Linked DNA regions of Homo sapiens: region 2 is linked to region 1. The links are chromatin contacts, found by Hi-C or POLR2A ChIA-PET in ENCODE. All regions are on one chromosome and are shown on one strand. Each heading gives the region's core, a stretch centred on a gene start or an enhancer-like site at or near the end of the contact. The rest is flanking DNA. Distances are from core to core; before and after follow the strand shown.

Region 1 (5,672 bases), core at 1,488-3,987:
GTTACTATCAAACTTTTGCCATGTAGATAAAATTGGTAGCAAAATATTTTTACAATGTTTCCAAATATGATCTAGTTAGAAATATATAATGATGCTATTAACTGAAATTCAGTTAGTGTTTATGTGTTTATCAAATACTTTGTCCACATTAATCTGTAAAGCAAACAAGGTAATCATTTTACCTTTATATTATTTTCAATTTTTTATGAAATTTTATTTCTGTTATGCATGAAAAAATAGTATAATATGTGCAGGTGAACATAAATATTCTTACAAATATGCTAAGTATTGTCTTCATTTAAAATTCATTACATGTTCGGAGTCACCAGTGAGAAAACCATATGAATCTTGCCCATTCATTTAAAATAATTTTTAAAATTACAGACCCAGTATTATTTTAAACAATGTTTTTGTTATTCCAATTTTTCAAAGTGAATGAACAGTTTCATATATTATAAAAATCTACATATTTTAACTTTTAGTATAATGCTTTGGTATGTAAGATAGAAAAAAAATCTTGTAACAATAATCAAAAACATTATCTCTTTAAGAAATAGAATATTTCAGGTAAAACATATTTCAGCTCACATTATTCACATACTATTTCAATTCTATGTTTCATTTTACATATTTAGCATTGACTGTAGGCTCAATGCATTGATTTTATGATGCTACAAGGAAACATCTTCTAGCAAAGTAAATTCATTTCTTTATGGCTAAAAGCATGCATTGATATTCTGATATTTTCTTATCATTAAAGAAAGCACATTTTGAATACAATAATATGAATTTTTATTTCAAACTTCCAGTTATGTCCTCAAATATTTCCTTTGGCTAATGACCTTCAATGTTCATCGCCTAGTGTTTTTCAAAAGTATTTTTGGAAAACAAAGATTATAAACCATACTGTTAGTAAACTCATAAAAATTTAATCAAATTATACAAGAAAATTATGGGTTTGGGACTAGCAATTAAACAAAAATTAAGGAAGTTTGGAGAGTTTCTCATTATAAAATATGATCATAATATAATACCTCCTAAGAAAATAATCTGAATTAAAAATAATGTTGTTTTAATTTTTGTTACTAACCCACGTCATTGGGTTAGTAAATGTGTTGTTTCCACTTTCTCCCCCATTTATATAATGGCTAAAGTCACATTCTAAAAACACTTTTCCCATTTCTACACATGTGTCAGGGAACTCAGTACAACTGAAGATTGAAAAGAGAGAGAAATCAGCCATGATACTCTTAAAGAATCACAAATCTAAGAATTAATTTAAATTTTCATTATATTGAGGAATTTGTGGAAAAATTGAGTTGTAAATTACTGAGGAGTTACTCAGGATGTTTGTAGTCTATTATTAATGTGCCAGATATAAGTGATTAAGTACAGGATGCTTCCAATGCAGGACATCTTGGAAAGTATAATTGCATTTAGGTAAGAAAATATATAACTTAAAAATCATATCTATCAACATCATTTAAAATTTGACATCAAACTTTCTCCAGCAACAAATTTGTGATATATCTACACAAACAATTTATTAAGCAGACATTAGTTTCTTAAATTGTTCAGGACAGTCTGTACTATCGGAATGAGCATTAACAGATGTTTTATCCAACATTTCAGTAAGTTCCATCCTGGAAATTCTTTTTTAATAAATACTTTAATTTCTTTGTTTAATCGTCTAATATACTTCTTTGGGAAAGCTGTCACGTTTCTTTATCCACAGATATCGTGGTATCACACCCCCCTCCAAAAGCTTGCAGAGGGGAACCAGTCAAGTTGAAGTATTCTCTTAAAGATTTCAAAATTAAGAATTGTTTTAAAAATCTACATTTCCTAAACTCTAGGTTTTTTTTTTTCTTTGTAGCCGACACCATGATCCAAATAAAGAGCAAACAGTTCAGGGTTAGCAGAAGAGAGATTTAAACACATCTGGCAACAATGAACACAAAAATTAGTTCAGTAGTTACAGATATATGTGTAAATAAAGGTGAAAGGCAAATAAAAGCAAATGTAATAAATACAAAGTGATTACTTTTCAAAACTCTGCATTATGATCAACCACAGAGTAAGTGAGACTCCGAGACCCATTAAGTAGTTATTCTTTCACCTCTTTCTTACAGCTGATAACATGGAAAGTTTAAAGACCCTTCCGGGGGGAGAAATGTTTTCCAGTTGTCAAGATTCAAGCTTAGCTAATATTAGAGCTAATTTTAAAAGACATTGTTCTGTGATTAAGGTATTTGTTCAGAAATATGTCTTTTAATCCATTTAGATTTTTAATACTTGCTAAATTTATTTTCTAGAATACCATGGTAAACAATATTATCTAGTAGTATTAGATTTTGTATTCATGTTGGGGTAGTAGGCTGTATTTTCTCTAGCATGTGAAATAAGTGAGACTATGTTTCAACATTATTTCAGTGCTATCTACTAAATTCTATAATAGAAACATTGCCAAACTATATGAGAATACTACTTAGAATAAATATATTTATTTTGAATGTGCACTTACCCAGTCCAGCTCTTAAGGAAATTCTTTGTGAAATATTCTCAGGATGGAACTTTACTTTCTGAGATTCCGCAGAAGAGATTTACCCACAAGCAAGGTGGGAAAGAGTGAAAGCTTTGCAATGTGATCCTGCAATTAGGATGAGATTCAGTTAGCAGAGCTTGATGGTCCTAAAGCAGGAGGTGACACTCTCTGCTGGAGAGAGAGAGGTTGTTCTGAGTAGATTGTAAGTGTTGTCAGATTGTAAGTGATCAGCAGCAGAAGGGAAACATCAGAGCTTCCTGTTACATCACTCTGACCCCGCCTGCAGTTAGTGTTAGGTTACTTTCTTTCTCAAATAGCATACCCCAGGAAAGCAGCACTCCTTTCTTATTGTGAGACAAGAGCAAGAAGCAGCCTGAACAGAGAGAGATCATAGGCTGTGTGAATACATTGTTACCAGTAAAAAGCTGGCTGGCTTTCACCTTGACTGAGTTCTGTTAGAACTTGCCAAACAAGCTACTTGTGATTTGAAGGAAATCTGAATATAGTATTCTGCTCAAAGAATCAAAGGAGTTAGGCGTGTGTGTGTGTGTGTGTGTGTGTGTGTGTGTGTGTGTGTTGAATTATAGCTTACAAAGTATCCAGGAAAAAAAATCTAACAAATCTGTGTTCATAGCACAACACAGAAAAAAAAATTAACTGTATTCATCATAACTGGTTTTGTGATTTGGCTCTTCTTAATTTGGAGCTCTGCTAATTGGGTGCTGTTCCTCCATCAGTTCCTAAGTGCAGTTCCTAATCAGTTAATTAGATCAAGAAACTTTATCCTGCAGTTTTTAAATCTTTTATTTTTTCCTTTACCTTCTTCATAAGAACATGAGTGTATGTGTTATAAATTCAGGTTGTGTATGTGTGTGTATAGAGTGTTTCTTTTATAATATATAAGTATATATATTTGACAAAATAGCCTTTTGAATAATTCATAATTTTAAAATTATTGCACACATTTAAAAATATTTGGTATAATTATGTTATTTATAATATAAAATAATTTATACCACAATATTTGTAAGTCAATATAATCTTAAAGAAAATATAGATGTTGTAAACATAATATTATAAAATAATATAAATACAAAGGATACTTTATTTCTTAGACAAAATTTCATCTCAAAGCATAGTTTTTCCTGAATATGTTTAATACATCATTGGATATGATCAGGGGAAAATGTAAATTTAAAATGCTTTTATCATTTTTATAATTTGGTAAATGTTCGATATGAAGCAATAATTATAATCCCTATAACCTAAACAGCACTAAAAGTCACTTAATTTATCAGGGCATAAATTTTCTCATCTATAAACTAGAAGAGATAGATTTTATGTCTAAGGCTTTGAATCGACAAATTTCATAACATTTTGAAATAGATAAGATACGGTGAGGATCATTCAACTCTTAGTAAATTGTTAGTGCAATTCCAGGATAAAATGAGGTGCCATACACCTTGTAGGCAGACAAAGGAGGTAAAGGCAAAATAAATTCAGGAATATCATGTTTTTAAAGCAGGGTGCTCATGTTGACATTTTTATTGTCTGAATTAGTGGAAGAAAATGTTTATACAATCTTTGATTTTAAGACCAGTGAGATCAATATTGATTACAAAATACAGACATATAAAAAATAGATATACTTTCATCTCTATAATTATGGTTAATAGAAAAGACTTGTAAGAAACTGAGTTACACTGGTGAACCGGTTCTGATACTGTCTGGTGTGATCTTGACAAAGCTTTTTAGGCTTCATGTTCCCATCTTGAAATTCAGAGAAAAACAAATACTAGATTTAATATGAAAGTAATAATGGGTCATGTCTTCTCATCTTCCATGCTAAGTGTAATATATGAATCCTATAAAGAGATTAATATATAGTTTTTGAATTTAATTAAATCATGGAAAACTAAAACTTTTCCCAATATGTTTATAAAAGCATTGATATTTTCGTCTTTCCAAAGATTCATTTTTCTTTCTTTCCTTCCTTCCTTCCTTCCTTCTTTCTTTCTTGATGGAGTTTTTGCTCTTGTTGCACAGGCTGGAGTGCAATGACGCAATCTCAGCTCACTGCAACCTCCACCTCCCGGGTTCAAGCAATTCTCCTGCCTCAACCTCCCAAGTAGCTGGGATTACAGGCGCCCGCCACCACACCCAGCTAACATTTTGTATTTTTTTGTAGAGACAGGGTTTCACTATGTTGGCCAGACTGGTCTGAAACTCCTGACCTAAGGTGACCCGCCCACCTTGGTCTCCCAAAGTGCTGGGATTACAGACATGAGCCCCTGCGCCTGGTGAGATTCATTGATTTCATTTGCCCAATACTAGTAAGGTCTACTGAAGGAAAAAAATTCATGTTTTGAGCTCATGTCATAAGACCCTTAATCCAATGCTCTTTCTCTTCTACTCTCTATCAAGTGCTATACTTTATGGGGTGTCTAGTAGAAGTTGTATCATTTATATTTAAGTTGACGTACACATGGGCCCATGGCTGTAGTCCATGAAGACTCCTTGATAAATTTTATTAATATCATCTTTAATTCTTATTTAGACATAACAGGAAAATTGCATCCTAGTAATCCTCAAGAGCTGCCATTTTATAAACTTCAGAAAAAATAAATGGTACAAGGACTTCCAGGAAGGCATTCAGGGTATTCTAAGTTATGTAGGAGCAAGTGATAAGATAGATCATAAAAACTTCTCTAATACCTACTGAAACATGAAGGCAAATGTTTGGAAAACTGTAGCAGAGCTAAATGAAAACATTTCAATAATCAATGAAGCAATTTTGAGCCAACGTGGCATTATATGGATTTATATATTATAATCTTTCTTCAGAAGACATTAAAGCCACTTGCAATAATTTAATTAGTAGTGACCAAATTTGTATTTTGAGCTAGGTAATGTGCTAACTGTGTTTTAGTGAGATAAGTAAAAATAGAATGTTCCCTGCTATCTAGTCCTTTAATGAACAGATTGACTAGCACATGAGAAGTCAAGGGCCAAATTCTGTGAAATTAGCAACTGATGCTGCTAACATAGAATCTAGAGGTAATGATGCAGAGCACTGCAATAAGGTTTTCTGTAGAAGTGAGGAGTGGTGTATAAGTGTAGAAATATA
Region 2 (5,672 bases), core at 933-3,432, 110 kb after region 1:
ATTTACTATTTGGTTAGATGGATAGGCACTCTGGCATTAAATTAAGTCTCTAAAGTTGGCATTTTTTCTCCATTAGTTTGCCATCCTGCCCACTTACCTCTTGAATTTGAAAGATGTAAACAAAAGATTTCTAAAGATTAGAAAATTAATTTTTAAGATAATTAAGCTGTTTTGAAAATTAGAGTTTATTACAAAATATGTTATCATTTTATGTATTATTAATTTAACAATAAGTTTTATGACAGAAGATTTAAGTCAAAATAGTTGTACAATCAACAAGCAAATGATAATCATTTCCTTAAATGATTATCTGACTGATAAATGGACAATCAGTCAGACCATCAAACACCAGTTGATAACATAATCCATTTGGACAGGAACCACATTTCCAAAGGAGTTTTGATTTAGTCATTGGTGGTAAAACAAAAGATATCAGACTGTACCTTAAAAACAAAGAAACAAAACAAAACAAAAACTTGTCCAATTCAGTATACCTAATAGAGATAGGAATCAAATAGTAGTATATGTCATTAAACTTTTCCAACAAGATTCTGTGGTCACTTGAAGTAGAAAAACTTGGTTTTCCAATATAACTACTCAAATCAGTAAAAATAAATATTTTAAAGTTTTACTCTTATTTTAAAATTACTTGATTAGTTATCTGTATTTACATTAATATTTTTCAATCTTTGTTGATCCCTAATTATATTTCATATAATTTTATTAAGCTGTAGGCCACAAATTAACATTTCAAACTCAGCCAAATTTCAGGGACTATCCCTCTTTAGTTTAAGGATTAGATGAGATATGGACACTGTATATTGAAATAATCATGCACTAGAATGATAGATTTAAAATAATCTTTAAAATGTGTTAGGGAGATTTTGCCTCCCTAACACATTTTATTCAAAAGTTTTGCAGTATCTCTCAAAATTGTCACAACTTTCCCCCTTTCATGTAAATATTATGCTTTTACACATGAAATATGACTCTCTGGGCAGTATGTTTCCTGCTTGAGTTTTGCCCTTTGTGTTTATATTATCTCATGTTATACAAAGTCATTTTGTGACTAATTTCCAGAGCACTGAGTCACAGTGTGGCTGTTGCTTATCTTTTCTTTTTTCCCACATGGTAGTACTCTTGGCCCTTATTTTTGGTAATTATTTTATACTAATGAGTGCTTTTTCATAATTAAATAATTGTTTCTCTCATTATATTTCTGTGGTTGTTTACTGCTGTATTATATGCTTTCATTTTTCACTAGAAGCAAACATTTTATAACAGGAACATAACAGTACATCATGTAGGCATGTTATCTATTGTTTTAATTTACAAAATTGCACAACATAGACTTGATCGTAAGTATTCTCGTTTAAGTATCTCAGAATATGACCTTTGGTCTTTGGAGAATTGTAAAATATTTCCTTAGAGAGATTAGTTAATGCTGGCATAAAATATTCCATTTAGATTACGATTATTTTAATGGTTATACCTCATTTTAAATATCATCAACTAATAGTATTGAAAGATTATTTGAATAGAAGAATAACAGTCTCTATTTTATATGTTATGAAATAAAATGGAAAGGTAAACCGAACTTTCAAGAACTTCCAATTAACCAAGCACAATTAGTAAAGAATTCTACTACAATCTTCAAATTATAAAAAAGCTACATACACCAATTAGTTACAAAAATGTTTATGGTTTAAAATCATAAAAATTGCACATAAATTTGCTTAAGAACTAAATGCAAAATGCTGAGAACTCAAGTTTGGATTGCAGTTTGAGTTTACTCTGTTTACAGGGAAGGGCTGATTTTCATTTTACGCAAATAAACAGTGATCCTCCCCTATCAGTTCTTTGCCTCTCAGCACCCTGCTTTTCCCCCGAGAAAAAGAAATTAAAGTTATTTCTTATGGGCTAGACAGTATATTGCCAGGTACTCACAAGTAAAATCTCTGATGAAAGTTCTTGGAATGTTTTTTTCAAAACGGAGTTGAGGTTATTTTGTTTTTCCTTCCAGGTATTGAAGACAGGATTTATCTTCTCTACTTCTTCTTTTAGAAGCAGATCAAGAAACTGGCGATTGAAGAGTAACTGAAAGAAACGCAATCTGATCTTACTAGCAGTGAAAGAGCGAGGTAAGAATTTGACTATTATCCAGCCTAAAGTCGCTGCTGTCTGTTAGAGCAAAGAGGGAGCCTCAGAGTCGGCTTCAGAGATCACTGGCAGTTGGGAATAGCCCAACTTCCTGTTTAGGTCACTGCAACTCTGACTCTATTTAGTCTAAACCTCTTTTTTCTTTCTTTCTTTCTTTTTTTTAGTGGAGGAAACAGATGAAGGAAACAGCTTACACCAAGATTTCAGATACGATCATTTTGAATAGCTATTTCCTTTACTTTCCAGGATTGTTTTTGTAATCAGTTGAAAAAGAATGCTTTTTTCCCCCTAGAGTTAGGGTTTAAAAAATTACATATTTATTATTACACTGTTAATAAGCTTTTTTGCAGTTTGTTTCTTCTTCAAGTTATTTCATTTGTTTCACCCACTGTCAATGTATTTATTTTTTTTAAAAGTCTGAGGGCTACCGTTGGAGGTCTCTCTTAGTGAGACAATGTAATGCATTATCTATTGCAGGTGTCAGGCTTTGAGCCCTACCTTAGCTACTTGCTAACTTGGCTACTCAGCCCAGTTATTTGAATTCACTATGCCTCAGTTCCTTTGTTCCTAAAATGTCGATAATAAAAGTTTCTGGGCTTGATGTAAGTACTAAATGGCTTAATACATAAAAAGTACTTAAGGCAGGACCCAGCATGTAGCAAACCTCCAATAATTGTTGGCTATCATTATCGCTGTTTTCTGTATTTCTATTATTATTATTCTACAAAATATGTAAATATTTACAGATGTCAACCAGAGTCTCTGCTGTATGTCCCTATCATTGAGGTTCATCCGTACTGTCTCTGTATTGGAATTATGGTCATATCAGACTAAGATCACTAGAGATCTAATAAATGGGCAGAATCTACTTTGCCAGGAAGGCTGAAGACATTTGGTCAGAAAATGTAGGAGTTTCTTGCTTCTGCATCTCAGATTCTTTGTGCCTTCAATTTTTCTTGCTTTCCTTAGACCTCTCTGTAAAAGGTAACCTTTCATCTTGAGTGTTTTTAATACATATTGAATAATTATTTGGTGGTGACTGGAACATAAATTATCGATTTAATTCTCACAACTAGCTTATAAAGAAGGTCCTCTTTGTATGCCCATTTCACATGTCTAGGAAGATCGAGTTCAGTATGTGGAGCTGTGATTCTAATGTCATGCAGTCTGCCTTTAGAGCAAAAATGCATAAATCCTCCTCCATGCTGCCTTCTCACTCATGTTCTGGATTTCATATCATGTTAATAACTTATCTCCTATTACCTCATGCCCTGCCCCTCAACCACAATCAAAGCTATCATCTCACTCAGATTGTAGAGGAAAGTCCTTTTTTCTTGGTACCACCATGGACCTTGATTAAACTTTTGAGGAATCTGTAGCTCAGGTAGAGGCAAGCTCAGCCAATCAGATTTTCTTTCTTGAAAGTTTCGCCTCTCCTCCCTCTCCCTCTCCCTCTCCCTCTCCCTCTCCGTCTCCCTCTCCCTCTCCCTCTCACGGTCTCCCTCTCCCTCTCTTTCCACAGTCTCCCTCTGATGCCGAGCAGAAGCTAGACTGTACTGCTGCCATCTCAGCTCACTGCAACCTCCCTGCCTGATTCTCCTGCCTCAGCCTGCTGAGTGCCTGCAATTGCAGGCGCGCCGCCACGCCTGACTGGTTTTCGTATTTTTTTGGTGGAGACGGGGATTCGCTGTGTTGGCCGGGCTGGTCTCCAGCTCCTAACCGCGAGTGATCCACCAGCCTCGGCCTCCTGAGGTGCCGGGATTGCAGACGGAGTCTGGTTCACTCAGTGCTCAATGGCGCCCAGACTGGAGTGCAGTGGCGTGATCTCAGCTCGCTACAACCTCCACCTCCCAGCCGCCTCCCTTGGCCTCCCAAAGTGCAGAGATTGCAGCCTCTGCCCGGCCGCCACCCCGCCTGGGAAGTGAGGAGCGTCTCTGCCTGGCCGCCCATTGTCTGGGATGTGAGGAGCCCCTCTGCCTGGCTGCCCAGTCTGGAAAGTGAGGAGTGTCTCTGCCTGGCCGCCATCCCATCTAGGAAGTGAGGAGCGCCTCTTCCCGGCCGCCATCCCATCTAGGAAGTGAGGAGCCTCTCTGCCCAGCCGCCCATCGTCTGAGATGTGGGGAGCGCCTCTGCCCCGCCGCCCCGTCTGGGATGTGAGGAGCGCCTCTACCCCGCCGCGACCCCGTCTGGGAGGTGAGGAGCGTCTCTGCCCGGCGGCCCCGTCTGGGAAGTGAGGAGACCCTCCGCCCGGCAGCCGCCCCATCTGAGAAGTGAGGAGCCCCTCTGCCCAGCAGCCACCCTGTCTGGGAAGTGAGGAGCGTCTCTGCCCAGCAGCCACCCCGTCTGGGAGGGAGGTGGGGGGTCAGCCCCCCGCCCGGCCAGCCGCCCCGTCCGGGAGGTGAGGGGCGCCTCTGCCCGGCGGCCCCTACTGGGAAGTGAGGAGCCCCTCTGCCCGGCCAGCCGCCCCGTCTGGGAAGTGAGGAGCGTCTCCGCCCAGCAGCCACCCCGTCCGGGAGGGAGGTGGGGGGATCAGCCCCCCGCCCGGCCAGCCGCCCAGTCCGGGAGGGAGGTGGGGGGGTCAGCCCCCCGCCCGGCCAGCCGCCCCGTCCGGGAGGTGAGGGGTGCCTCTGCCCGGCCGCCCCTACTGGGAAGTGAGGAGCCCCTCTGCCCGGCCAGCCGCCCGGTCCGGGAGGGAGGTGGGGGGGTCAGCCCCCTGCCTGGCAAGCCGCCCCGTCTGGGAGGGAGGTGGGGGGATCAGCCCCCCGCCGGGCCAGCCACCCCGTCCGGGAGGTGAGGGGTGCCTCTGCCCGGCCGCCCCTACTGGGAAGTGAGGAGCCCCTCTGCCCGGCCAGCCGCCCCATCCGGGAGTGAGGTGGGGGGGTCAGCCCCCTGCCCGGCCAGCCGCCCCGTCCGGGAGGTGAGGGGCGCCTCTGCCCGGCCGCCCCTACTGGGAAGTGAGGAGCCCCTCTGCCCGGCCACCACCCCGTCTGGGAGGTGTACCCAACAGCTCATTGAGAACGGGCCATGATGACAATGGCGGTTTTGTGGAATAGAAAGCGGGGAAAGGTGGGGAAAAGATTGAGAAATCGGATGGTTGCCGTGTCTGTGTAGAAAGAGGTAGACATGGGAGACTTTTCATTTTGTTCTGTACTAAGAAAAATTCTTATCCTGTTGATCTGTGACCTTACCCCCAACCCCGTGCTCTCTGAAACATGTGCTGTGTCCACTCAGGGCTAAATGGATTAAGGGCGGTGCAAGATGTGCTTTGTTAAACAGATGCTTGAAGGCAGCATGCTCGTTGAGAGTCATCACCACTCCCTAATCTCAAGTAACCAGGGACACAAACACTGTGGAAGGCCGCAGGGTCCTCTGCCTAGGAAAACCAGAGACCTTTGTTCACTTGTTTATCTGCTGACCTTCCCTCCACTATTGTCCTATGACCCTGCCAAATCCCCCTCTGCGAGAAACACCCAAGAATGATCAATAAAAAAATAAAATAAAATAAAATAAAA

Evidence for each region. Hi-C counts contacts between places; a loop is a spot of excess contacts on that map. ChIA-PET counts read pairs that join two places held with the same protein, here RNA polymerase II (POLR2A). Pooled maps may share reads with other maps.
Region 2: a loop to region 1 is called in a map of endothelial cell of umbilical vein, with 1.8 times the contacts of the local background. The contact joins the promoter of TFPI here to the promoter of CALCRL in region 1. A Hi-C loop is called at or near these places in 1 of 168 maps with a recorded cell type or tissue (endothelial cell of umbilical vein) and 1 of 50 pooled maps. POLR2A ChIA-PET finds 5 or more read pairs at or near these places in 3 of 52 experiments (GM12878, HEK293 and common myeloid progenitor, CD34-positive).

Annotation. Positions count from the first base shown.
Region 1 is chr2:187,445,515-187,451,186 of GRCh38, forward strand. CALCRL (calcitonin receptor like receptor) reads right to left here and starts at 2,738. Exons shown (of 15, transcript NM_005795.6): 1 at 2,525-2,738. The region is part of intron 2 of CALCRL-AS1 (CALCRL and TFPI antisense RNA 1); the gene reads left to right.
Region 2 is chr2:187,552,253-187,557,924 of GRCh38, forward strand. TFPI (tissue factor pathway inhibitor) reads right to left here and starts at 2,183. Exons shown (of 8, transcript NM_006287.6): 1 at 1,948-2,183. RefSeq lists an enhancer at 5,225-5,672.